3 separate regions of the Homo sapiens genome follow, and all the other regions are linked to region 2. Evidence: chromatin contacts called from ENCODE Hi-C or POLR2A ChIA-PET data. All regions are on one chromosome and are shown on one strand. Each heading gives the region's core, a stretch centred on a gene start or an enhancer-like site at or near the end of the contact. The rest is flanking DNA. Distances are from core to core; before and after follow the strand shown. Region 1 holds the start of APOBEC3H (apolipoprotein B mRNA editing enzyme catalytic subunit 3H). Region 2 has its middle 27 kb from the start of SNORD83B. Region 3 holds the start of MIEF1 (mitochondrial elongation factor 1).

Region 1 (4,175 bases), core at 1,500-3,999, 190 kb after region 2:
CCATGTTGGCCAGGCTGGTCTCGAACTCCTGATCTCAGGTGATCCACCCACCTTGGTCTCCCAAAGTGTTGGGATTACAGGTGTGAGCCCCTGCGCCCAGCCAAACCCAACCCTTTCTGTTCATTTGGGCCCTTCCCCTTGGTGAGGGAGGGTCTCCCCTTTAGTTGTTGGCCAGGAGGACTGCAGTGGAGCAGGGGAAGGAAGGGCTGGCAGGAGGACAGGAGGAGGGGAGTGCTCCCTCCCACCTTGTCTGCTATCTCCCATCCTCCCACCTGGGAGGGCACCGGCTGCTGCCCACAGCTGAGGCTCTTTGCATGGGGATGCCCCGACCTCGTCACTATTCTTCCTGGGTTGGGTGGGGATCCCCTGCCTGAGAACTGTGGGTGTGCCTTTCTGGCTCCCCTGGGCTCAGAGCTGCTCTGAGCTGCTCACACGCCTCTGGCCTGAGTCCCAGATCCCTCTTTCCAGCTGCAGTTGGACACCCCCTCCTTGAGGTCCACAGGCCTCTCGACCCCTACATGTCCAATACCAGAACCCTTCCCCTTGGGGAGTGATGGGGTGGAAACTGGGGCTTCCTCCAGCACTGTGCTCTTTGCTCAGGTGTGTGTTTGACAAGTTTGTCTGCACAGAACACAGTTGAGTGAACAGAAAAGCTGTTGTCACCAAGGGAGTGTTGTGACACATTTTTGGCTGAAGAAATTACATAGATTTTGCTCTCCTGAATTGTGATTACATTCTACAGAGGATTCAATTTTGGATTTTGCTTTTTTTTTGTTTTTGAGAGAGAGTCTTGCTCTGTTGCCCAGGCTGGAGTGCAGTGGTCCAATCTCAGCTCACTGCAAGCTCCACCTACCAGGTTCAAGTGATTCTCCCGGGTTCAAGCAATTCTCCTGCCTCAGCCTCCCAAGTAGCTGGAATTACAAGCGCCCTCCTTCATGCCCGGCTAATTTTTGTATTTTTGTAGAGATGGAGTTTTACCATGTTGGCCAGGCTGGTCTTGAACTCCTTTGACCTCAGGTGATCCACCCACCTCGGCCTCCCAAAGTGCTGGGATTATAGGCGTGAGCCACCGCGCCCCGCCAGGATTGTGACCCATGCGCTCACCTCCTGTCTCCCCGAGGGCCTGAGCTCCTTTTCTTTGGCCTGTCTGATTGATGGTTGCCCATCTACTTTCTATTCTGCTTTCTGGAAAACCCCTGAGCATTTCAAGCCTCCAAGTCCTGAGAATTTCTGCAGCTTTCCCAAGCAGGAAGACCAGGGAGAGGAGAAGAGAAGGAGATGCTGGCAGGGGCAGCAGGGCCGGGGTGACCTCTCCCAGCTCAGGGCCCTAGCTCTGGTCTTTCCAGGGATGGATCTCCCATCCTCCCAGTATTTCTGCCACCCATCCTCTAACCCATTAAAAATAAGAAAAGTGAATAAAATTCTCCCCTTCAAAATAAGAGCTCTTAATATTTCAGTTCAATTAATTCCTGGCATTTTACCTATTCATGTTATTTTATTTTATTTTTTTAGTTTTAGTAGATAAGGGGGTCTCCCTGTGTTGCCCAGGCTGGTTTGGAACTCCTGGCCTTTAGTGATGATCCTCCCCTCTCAGCTTCCCAAAGTGTTGGGATTACAGGCATGAGCCATTTTGCCTGGCCAGGCAGGAAAATGGCGTGAACCCAGGAGGTGGAGCTTGTAGTGAGCCGAGATTGCGCTCCAGCCTGGGCAACAGACTGAGACACCCCTTCTCAAAAAAACAAAACGAAACAAAAAATCAGGGTAGCACTTCCATCCCCAGGCCCAGGCCACTCTTCTAAGTGCTGAGAGGATCTGAGCTCACGTGAGGCTGCCCTAGGCCTGCAGGGGCCATTCTCATCTTACAGAGGAGGGGCCAGAGGTGCAGAGAGGTGGGGTAACCTGCCCAGGCCATGGAGCTGGGCCACTTTCCTGGCCAGCCCTGCCAGCCTCTGCATCACGGGCCCTGCAGGAGGGAGCCTTTGGGAACCAGGCTCTCTTCTTCCTAAATTTTAAAATAAAAGCATTTCTCCTGATCATTGAGTTTTTCCGTATATTCCGTGTTACTGGTGTCATTATAAACGGTGAATGTGAATACTGATCATGGAGGAGGAGTGTGTGTTCAGGGTCATCTGCATCCTCCTCTGCCCACAGTGGAGACATCCTTGGAAGAGATGATTTGCCTTGTGCTTCAGAGATCATTGCCTCCCCACACCCTCTCCTAAGACTTTGTATTGAAACAAAGTAATCTTACACAAAGTTCATCAAAGCACTGTGAACAAAATTCCAGATTGCTCCCATCATCCTTTAGTTCAGTTCTCCCAGTTCCAGAGCCCAGGAATGGCAGGAAGCACACAGAGAGAGCACCCTCCCAAGGTGGGGAGCACTAGCCCAGCCATGACTCTTAGGGGAGAGTCTCAGCAGGGGTCTTGGGCTGGTGCAGGCCGGGGAGGCGGCCCGTTCAGAAGCAGCAGTGGGGTGACCACACAGCAGGGCAAAGAGCCTGGGTGGGAGTGGGGATGGCAGGGGAGCCAGAGGAGAAGGAGCCCAGGGCTGGGGCTGGGGCAGCGGGAGGCCAGGGCTGAGGCACAGAAGGGCTGCCAGGCAGGAAGTGGCAGCAGAGGGCCCAGTGGACAGAGTGGGCGGCAGTACCTGATCTGTGCTTCTGGCCACAGCTTCCTTAGCAGACTTGCCCCTGCTTGTCTGAGGCACTAAGTTTCACTTTTGGCAGCTCTCCCAAAAGTCACAAAAGGTCAGCTCTCCCAAAAGTCACAAAAAGTCACTGCTTGATGAGGGTGGCTCCACCCTCTTCCTTTTGTGGGACTGGAGTGGGAGGGCCCTGGGGTGCTTCAGATCCCTCAGGCTCCTTTCTTTCTCTATTTCCTCGGGCTTGGCAGGGGAAGTCTGATGGAGGTGGCTCACCTCCCATCCTCCCACCCCCAATTCCCTCTCCAGGTACAGCCAGACTCAACTCCCTCCCCAGGTATAGTTTACAAAAGAACAAAGGCCAGATGCGGTGGCTCACACCTGTAATCCGAACACTTTGGGAGGCTGAGGTGGGCAAATTACAAGGTAAGGAGATGAAGACCATCCTGGCCAACATGGTGAAACCCCGTCTCTGCTAAAATACAAAAAATTAGCCAGGTTTGGTGGCCTGCGCCTGTAGTTCCAGCTGCTTGGGAGGCTGAGGCAGGGAAATTGCTTGAACCTTGGAGGCAGAGGTTGCAGTGAGCCGACGTCGCACCACTGCACTCCACCCTGGCAACAGAACGAGACCCTGTCTCAAAAAATAAATAAATAAATAAAAATAAAAAAGAAAGAAAAAAGAAAGGAATTGATGGCTGGTCACGGTGCCTGTTATCCCAGCACTTTGGGAGGCTGAGGCAGGTGGATTGCCTGAAGTCAGGAGTTCAAAATCAACCTGGCCAACCGCACTCCAGCCTGGGCAATAAGAACAAAACTCCGTCTCAAAAACTAAACTAAACTAAAATAAATGAAAGGAATAGAAGCCACAGAAAGGAGCAGGGATCCAGACCAGGGCTGACACCATAGACCAGATGCCACTCCCCTGGTGGACAGGGCAGGCTGCAGCCCCCTCCCCACCACCCCACTGACCTTTGGCATTCAGCCTCCTGGCAGGACCCTGAGCCTGATGTGAAATGAGCACTGGGGTCAGGCTCAGGACTGCATCTCCAGCGGATCCAGTGCCCATTATCTAGCCCAGTCCCCAGATAGCACTGGGAGGGGAGGGCAGTGATCCTGACAGTCAGAGGAGGTCCCAAGCACAGAGAGGCTAAGATACTGTCCCCACGTCACACAGCAAATCAACAGCAGAGCTGGAGTGCTGGCCAGGACTTCCTGTGTCCCTTCTCCCCCACAGCTAGCTACTTTGAGGTTCTTCATTGCTCCATGGAAAGGAGCAGGAGAGGAGACACGAGGGAGGGGACTTACTGCTCCTAAAGGGCCTCCCAGGTCAGAGATGAAGGACCTGGACTTCACATTTGCATTCTGGAACCCATGTCCTCGTCTTCATGCATATCAACCAACACCCTTCAGATCATAAACACCAAAGAGCCAGGCCAGGTGCTGTGGCTCACGCCTGTAATCCCAGCACTTCGGGAGGCTCAGGCAGGCTGATGACCTGAGGTCAGGAGTTCGAGACCAGCCTGGGCAACACG
Region 2 (3,714 bases), core at 747-3,246:
GTGACCCTGGCCAAGCCCTTTCTTCTCTGTCAGCCTCGGTTTCCCTATTGATAAAAAAAGGGGTTGGAGACCCAGTGTGGTGGCTCATGCCTGTAATCCCAGCACTTTGAGAGGCCGAGGTAGGTGGATCACTTGAGGTCAGGAGTTTGAGACCAGCCTGGCCAACATGGTGAAACCCCGTCTCTACTAAAAGTACAAAAATTAGCCGGGCGTCGTGGCGGGCGCCTGTAATCCCAGCTACTCAGGAGGCTGAGGCAGGAGGATCACTTGATTCCAGGAGGCAGAGGTTGCAGTGAGACGAGATTGTGCCACTGCATTCCAGCCTGGACAACAGAGCAAGCCTCTGTCTCAAAAACAAAACAAAACCCCAAAATGAGGGGTTGGGATCTGTGACTGCCCAGGACCCTTGAGGAGCCTGTCATGGGCAAGTGGGCCGCTGGTACCAGGCAGAGCTCCCAGTCCACTGTCCCCCACTCCCTAGCCCTGCCATGCTCCAAGGTGCCCAGCTCCTACCCGGAGCAAGTGCTGGGCTGGGAACGTCGGCCATCACCTCGCCATTGACTCAGGGAGGCTCACCATCTGGAGGCCTGAGGATGCCACAGCAACTTCCAGCCTGGTCAGCAGGGCAGGTATCAGAGGCGTCCACCCTGCCATGCTGACGATTTCCACCTCATTGCCGAGGGGCCCCCTGGGCCTCCCAGAAAACTGGAGTCATTGACCCTGGGAGGCAGAGGATCTTTGAAGACAACTTGTCTTCTGGGATTTTAGAACTTTTTGAAAGTTAAAATGAGGTCAGACACAGTGACTCATGCCTGTAATCCCAGCACTTTGGGAGGCTGAGGTGGGAGGATCGCTTGAGGCCAGGAGTTCCAGACTAGAATGGGCAACATAGTGAGACCCTGTCTCTAAAATAATTTTAAAAATTAGCCAAGCGTGGTGGTGCATACCTGAAATCCTAGCTACTTGGGAGGCTGAAGAGGGAGGATCGCTTGAGCCCAGGAGTTTGAGACCAGCCTGGGCAACAGAGTGAGACTCCATCACTACAAAAAATAAATTAAAGAAAATTAGCCGAGTGTGGTGGCGAATGTCTATAGTTTCAGCTACTCAGCAGGGCTGCGGTGGGAGGATCATTTGAACCCAGGAGGCCAAGGCTGCAGTGAGCCATGACTGTGCCACTGCACTCCAGCCTGGGTAACAGACACCCTGTCTCAAAAAAAAAAAAAAAAAAAATTAACCCATTTATGCCTTAAGTTGCAATTTTTAAAACTTTTGCAATCAGACCTTGGCAATGACCTTGAGAAGGAGGACAGAAATAATTCCCAATAATGGAACACTAGGCATAAATGAAATGATACACAAATAATACACAGGTCCAGAAACACACCCTCCTTGCAGCAGGACCAAATGATGGAGAAGACACATTGGCCTTCCACATTGTTGTGGGTTGAAAAGGATCTCCCCAAAATTCATGTCTATTCTGCACCTCAGAACGTGACCTTATTTGGAATAAGGATTTTTGCAGATGTAATTAGAGTATGGATCTCAGAATGAGGTCACCCTGGGTTGGGGTGGATCCTAAATCCAGTTAGAGTGTTCTTACAAGAGAAAGGGATGGGAGATTTGCAAACAGAGACTCAGGAGAGGAAAGGGCCCTGTGAAGTCAGAGGCAGGGATTGAACAGTGCGGTCACAGGCCAAGGAACCCGGGAGTCCCCAGAAGCTGAAAGATTGCCCCCTGGAGCTGTGGAGGCAGCATGGCCCTGTAGACACCTTGATTTTGGACTTCTAGCCTCCAGAGCTATGAGAATAAATGCCTGTTATTTCCACCACCAAGTGTATGGTAATTTATTACAGGAAACCAGTAGACACCTGCCCCACGGCCCTGCTCCGTCTGCAGCTCCTCCCTCCAGGGTTCCTCTCTGCTCTCCACACATGACTGTGGCATGCTGAATGCAGAAGTTTTGTTTTGAAATGTGGTGTTTTGAATGCAGAAGTTTTGTCTGTTGAATGCAGAAGTTTCATAGGCACATACCAGACGCGGTGTTCCGTAAACGTTCCATAAATTGCTCTGGCCATTGGTGCAGATGGGGGCAGCTCCCAGTTTTCCTTGGTTACACAAGAAGCCACTGTGAACACTTTTGCCTTGTCTCTTCTGCACATGCTTGATGACTTCTGGAGGCTGGAAGATTCCTTAGAAGGAGAATTGCTGGGTCAAAGGGTAAGCCCGTTTGCAATTTGACTGATGCTGTCAAATAGAGTCAAAACAGAAACTCAGAATCTTAAGAAGGAGAGAAGGTTTGGTGCAGTGGCTCATGCCTGTAATCCTTGCACTTCGGGAGGCCAAGGTGCAAGGATCGCTTGAGCCCAGGAGTTTAAGGCCAGTCTGGGCAACACAGGGAGACCTCGTCTCTATAAAAAATACAAAAGTTAGCCAGGTGTGGTGGCGCATGCCTGTAGTCCCAGCTACTTGGGAGGCCGAGGTGGGAAGATCACTTGAGCTCAGGAGTTCACAGCTGCAGTGAGCCATGGTTGCACCACTGCTATTCAGCCTTGGTGACACAGTGAGACCCTATCTCAAAATAAATAAATAAATAAGAAAAAGAGAAGCAGGGAAACAGACTTTTGGATTTTACAGCATGGGACACTTCCAACCCCAGAATTATAAAACTTCAGGAGAGGGGACCTCAGGAGAACATCTATTCTGGGGTCTCACTTCAGGACCCAGGAGTGACATCTTCCAAGCCCTGTCTGGGTTTCTGTTTCCCTGGAATGGGCTTGGAGAAAGCAGAGGAGATAGGACCCAGGAGCCTGGAACTCTGGGGCTCCAAGGGAGCTCTGGCAGGGGGTGAGTGAAATGCCTTCCCCACCTGGGCACCCAGCTCTTCTACCCAGAGGCTGCCCCTTTCCAGCCGAGGTGCCAGGCCAGCTGGGCCTCTGTAGCTGCACACAGTGGCCCCTCTGTGCTTGGCACACACACACAAAAATGTGAACAGAGCCTGTAATCCCAGCACTTTGGGAGGCCGAGGCAGGTGGATCCCTTGAGACCAGGAGTTCAAGACCAGCCTGGAGAACATGGTTAAACTCCGTCTCTACAAAAAATACGTGAAAAAAGAAATTAGCTGGGTGTGGTGGTGCATGTCTATGGTTCCAGCTACTGGGGAGGCTGAGGTAGGAGGATTGCTTGAGCTGGGGTGGTTGAGGCTGCCATGAGCCAAGATTGTGCCTCTGCCCTCCAGCTTGGGTGACAGAGTGAGACCATCTCAAAAAAAAAGAAAGAAGAAAGAAAGAAGAAGAAAGAAAGAGAGAGAGAGAAAAAAAGAAAGAAAGAAAGAAAAAAGGAAAGAAAAGGAAAAGAAAAGAAAAAAGCCAGGTACGGCAGCTCACGCCTGTAATTACAGCATTTTGGGAGGCCGAGGTGGGCAGATCACAAGGTCAGGAGTTCAAGACCAGCCTGGCCAACATAGTGAAATCCCATCTCTACTAAAAATACAAAAAAAAAAAAAAAAAAAAAAATTAGCCGGGTTTGGTGGTGGACACCTGTAATCCCAGCTACTGGGGAGGCTAAGGCAGGAGAATCACTTGAACCTGGAAGGCAGAGGTTGCAATGAGCCGAGATAGTGCCACTGCACTCCAGCTCGGACAACAGTGTGAGACTGTCTCAAAAAAAAAAAAAAAAAAAAAAAGAAAGAAAGAAAAAAATGTAAAGGAAATGAGC
Region 3 (4,294 bases), core at 1,665-4,164, 220 kb before region 2:
TTTTTTTTTGGAGACGGAGTGTCACTCTGTCACCCAGGCTGGAGTGCAGTGGCGCGATCTTGGTTCACTGCAACCTCCACGTGCCGGGTTCAAGCAATTCTCCTGCCTCAGCCTCCTGAGTAGCTGGGACTTAAGGCATGCGCCACCATGCCCGCCTAATTTTTTGTATTTTTGGTAGAGACAGGGTTTCACCATGCTGACCAGGCTGGTCTCGAACTCCTGACCTTGTGATCCTCCTGCCTTGGCCTCCTAAAGTGGTGGGATTACAGGCGTGAGCCACCGCACCGGGCCAACCCTGTCTCTTAAAAAAGAAAATTGCAGTTCCCACTCCAGGCATTTGCTTATTCCTGCCCTGCTGCTGGTAAACCTCTATTTCTCATTTGAGGCAGACCTCAAATGTCCTCTTTTTTCCCCCCCACCCCAGAGACAGGGTCTCATTCTGTCACCCAGCCTGGAGTGCAGTGGTGCAATCATACCTCACTGCAGCCTCAACCTCCTGGGCTGAAGCCATCCTCCTGCCTCAGCCTCCTGCAGAGTTGGGACTATAGGTGCACACCAGTGCACCTGGCTCTGCACTGATTTCTAATGACTAAAAGGATGACTTTGATCCTTTTCTCGGTCCCTTGCAACAAAAAATAAGGAAACCTACAGGAACGAGGGCCTACGTACCTGAGGCTTCTTAATACATCTGTAAGATGGGGATGGAAGAGAGCAGGAGTGTCTACAGAAGGCACCTTTGTCCTCTTTCCCTTGGAGGATCCTAAATGATCCTCCCCAATTTGCCGTTGAGAAAGACCAGGCCCTTCTCCAGCTGCCTCTCCCGGGCCTCAGCGTCCTCTAGCTTCTGATTTTTTCGGAATTCACGGCGGATGGAGGCAAAGTAGAAGTCTCGATCAGTGTAGCGAAGCTGTCGGCCCTGGCGCAACAGAGCCCGATAGAGACTCAGCACCGCCTCTCGGCTCCACGGGGCCATGGGGGACTGGCAGGGGCTGGGTGTCACACTATAAACAGAAGGAAAGACATACAAGCCTAGTATCAGAATTAATAACAAAAGGACCTGTAGAGACTATGTGAGGGCTTTTTAATCCAAGTTCCAGAGACCCCCCGCTCCAGGTCACCGTATGACTTAATGGCAAGACTAGAACTAGAGACCCCAGCCTCTGGATGCCCATTCTGGAAACATACAGGTTGTGGTTCACCAGGGCTCAAATCCTGGCCCTGCCACTTACTTGCCATATGACTTTGGGCAAAGGACTGAACCCCCGCTGAGCACCAGCTTCCTCACTTATAAAATGGAGATTAGGATATTATGGCAATAGTACCTACCACATAGGATTATTTTGAGAACTGTGCACGTAATGAACGGTAATAGAACTTCACCACAGGGGGTGATCTAGGAGGGTTGAAGACAAGCACTCAGCCATACTTGAATCCTGGCACCAGCACTTACGAGCTGCATGACCGTGGGCAAGTCTCCTAACCTCTCTGTGACTGTCTCAGTTCCTCATCTGTGAAGTGAGGATAAAAATCATATTTTGCCCATACGGTTGGCATAAGCACTAAATGAGTTTAATGTATGTGAATATGTTTAGAACAGCACTTGGCACACACGAAGCACTCTATCAACAGCAGATATTATTAGTAGCACCTAGCCAGGTTTGTAAATGCTCAATAAATAATTACATTTAAGTATAAACTGCCACTGCCTTCCTTCAGTAACAATAAACCCTTACACAAGCATATCTGTAAAGTGCTTTGTTGCCCATGACCACATTTAAATTAAGAATCTAGAAGGTGGTCAGGGTTCTTAGTAACAGTAAATGCTTATTGCATTATATTGCACTATATACAACGTGCAATGTTCGAAGCATGTCTCACATAACAACTCATTCTGTCAGCTACCCTAGGGGTCAACATTACCCCATTTTAAGTGGAGGAAACAATCTCCCAGAGGGAAGTAACTTGCCCGCGGGCCCACAGCTGTCAAGGGGAGGGCTGCACTCCTGACCCCAACTCTGCCTGCCTCTGGAATGAGTTACCCTTTGCTGGAGCCGGACCGTGTGTACAGCACTTCTGGGTGCTCCACGAACTTTCCCAGCACAGCGCTTGGCACATACAAGGGGCTCAAAATTATGCGTAACGGAGAGAATTTCACAACGTCCCTATGTGGAAGAAATGATCACCTCCGTTTCAGAAATAAAGAAATGACACCAAGTGGGGGAAGTATTTGGCTGGAAAAAAAGATTGGACTTTGGGCCCAAAGTCCGCGAGCCCTTAGCCTCCGGCCTTGCTAACTTCCTGCGCAAGCTTGAGCAAGCCACCATCCCTGCCCATTTTTCCTCAACTGTTTAAGAGATCCCTCGGCCCTAAGGACCTCCCGATGCAGAAAATCAACAGAAGTGTTTGATGCTGTAAAAGGCGACTGTCACGGCGAGGGCTGTAACTACAAGGTCGCTGGGCGACTGGGCGGCTGAGCCCCAGCCAGTCTGCACTTCACCAACCGTGGGGGCCGGGCCGGGGTGCGGAGGCCCAGAGGCCAGGGCAGGCCTGCTTCGGGGCACTGGAGGTCTCCGAGGTTGGGGCGGGGCGGGGCAGCCGAGGGGTCTCCCAGGGGAAAGTCCAGGGCGGGATGGGGCGAGACCCCCGGCTGCATGCTGGTATCCTGACTCCGGGCCGCATGCGAGGCGCCGGCAGCAGCCTGAGAGGAGGCGCTGCAACCTCCCCGCCGCCCAGCCGCCGGCGGCCCTCATTCCTTCTCTCACTCACCCGCAGGCCGTGCGCGCTACCACTCCGCAGGACTCGCCTCTGGCCGGGTACCTCTCCCCGGGTCACCCATCAACATGGCCCCTTCACTTCCGGGACACGACCTTGCGCACGGAGCTGCGAAGGGGCTGAAGGGAGCACGAGGGCGAGTGGAGGCGGAGGGACTTCCGGTCTTCTCCAAGCTCTCTCTCGGGCCCCGCCCCCTGCGCATGATTCCGCCCCCCAATCCTGAGCCCCGCCTCCGTGTGTGACCTCACCAAGGGACTGGCCTGCAGAGGCCACTCGCGCCCCGCCCCCAGAGGACTCCGGTGTCCGGGTCCGGCTGTGGGTACCGGGGTGGTCCCGATGCTGGCAGAAGTTCAGAGGGCAGGAGGTAGCCTCGCTGTCCAACAAGGCTGCCGCACCGGGTAGGCCCCTCACCTGCTGGCAACCCCTTAGCCTGTCGGGGTACCTGGCCAGCCTCCTGTACTGTATATGCTGATCTCTGGCTGGGGCCCTGGGGTACCTGAGGGAATTCTAACACTAATATTCAGAGCTCCTCAAAACCCATTTTCTCAGATCGCCTTCTTTTCATCCCTCCATGCTGTTCCTACTCCCCAGGCCCCATGGCTTCTGGCAAACTCCTACCCTTCCTTCAAAGTCTACCTCAAATGCCCCCCTTCACTGGGAAATCTCTCCCAGCCCCTTCCTCGCCTCCCTCTAACACACTCACGTGCCTTCTTTGGGCCCCACGGAAATGTCTGCACATCTTACGCCTCATAATCTGTTCAACAACAAAACGTATTTCTTGGCGCCTACCATATGCCAGGCACTGTAATTTATCCATTTGCTTCTCTGTCTCTCACTAGATTTGAGGACGGAGGCCGTGTCTCTATGGAAGCTCCCTCCCCCAACTGCCTCCCTCCATGCCTGGCTCTGCCAAGCCCAGGGCCTGGGGCTTTGGAGTCCGGGGCCACCGGGGCCACCGCTGGCTCCTAGTTCCAGTTCCACCACTTAGGGACAGCTGCCCTCTGCCAAGTTTCCTAACCTCACCCAGCCTTGGGGCTGTGGTGAGGATTAAAAGGTAATATCTACCAGTAGAGGGGTGGGCAATTGCAGAATAGTCAGGCTATCTGATAAAAGGACGAGAACCAGGAGAAGAACATTGCAGGGAAGAGCATTTCAGGCCTCCCCCCAGGTAAGCCTTTAAGCTCAGCGTGGTCTAGGAGCCACAGGGAGAAAGCCAGTGCTTTCGCAGCTGAGTGAGCAGGAGCTGGGAAAGAGGCCAGAGGGGAGGCCCTTACCAGAACTGGGAGGGAGATGGCGGGTGCAAAGGAACCACAGCAGGGTTCAGAGCCAAGAAGTGCTGGGATCTGACTTCCCTTTCAATGGGATCTGTCTGGCTTGAGAATAACGGAATGGAACCAGGGCTGAGGCAGGGAGACCAATCAAGAGTCTGTTGCAGGGCTGGGCACGGTGGCTCACGTCTGTAATCCCAGCACTTTGGGAGGCTGAGGTGGGCGGATCTACTTGAGGTCAGGAGTTCGAGACC

Evidence for each region. A loop is a pair of places that touch in the nucleus more often than their neighbours do. ChIA-PET counts read pairs that join two places held with the same protein, here RNA polymerase II (POLR2A). Pooled maps may share reads with other maps.
Region 1: a pooled map shows a loop between it and region 2 (2.4-fold over the local background). The contact joins the promoter of APOBEC3H here to the enhancer-like site in region 2. A Hi-C loop is called at or near these places in 1 of 50 pooled maps. POLR2A ChIA-PET finds 5 or more read pairs at or near these places in 2 of 52 experiments (WTC11 and activated CD4-positive, alpha-beta T cell).
Region 3: a pooled map shows a loop between it and region 2 (2.3-fold over the local background). The contact joins the promoter of MIEF1 here to the enhancer-like site in region 2. A Hi-C loop is called at or near these places in 2 of 50 pooled maps. POLR2A ChIA-PET finds 5 or more read pairs at or near these places in 3 of 52 experiments (K562, PC-9 and WTC11).

Annotation. Positions count from the first base shown.
Region 1 is chr22:39,095,818-39,099,992 of GRCh38, reverse strand. APOBEC3H (apolipoprotein B mRNA editing enzyme catalytic subunit 3H) reads right to left here and starts at 2,749. Exons shown (of 5, transcript NM_181773.5): 1 at 2,650-2,749. RefSeq lists enhancers at 1,331-2,217, 2,548-2,887, 2,218-3,105, 2,428-3,627.
Region 2 is chr22:39,285,538-39,289,251 of GRCh38, reverse strand. No RefSeq gene overlaps it. Among named protein-coding and RNA genes, the nearest start is that of SNORD83B, 27 kb to the left of the region's middle. Within about 2 kb of position 1,996, at least 4 of the 41 ENCODE cell types and tissues checked have a DNase peak (open chromatin) inside an H3K27ac peak, as active enhancers do.
Region 3 is chr22:39,500,910-39,505,203 of GRCh38, reverse strand. MIEF1 (mitochondrial elongation factor 1) reads right to left here and starts at 2,914. Exons shown (of 6, transcript NM_019008.6): 1 at 2,767-2,914; 2 at 670-1,001. LOC105373035 (a long non-coding RNA gene) reads left to right here and starts at 3,044. Exons shown (of 3, transcript XR_938263.4): 1 at 3,044-3,170; 2 at 3,612-3,940. MIURF (mitochondrial elongation factor 1 upstream open reading frame) reads right to left here and starts at 973. Exons shown (of 1, transcript NM_001414695.1): 1 at 761-973. The coding sequence starts at 973. The coding sequence ends at 761. RefSeq lists a silencer at 2,516-2,625 and enhancers at 2,133-2,632, 2,726-2,775, 2,633-3,134.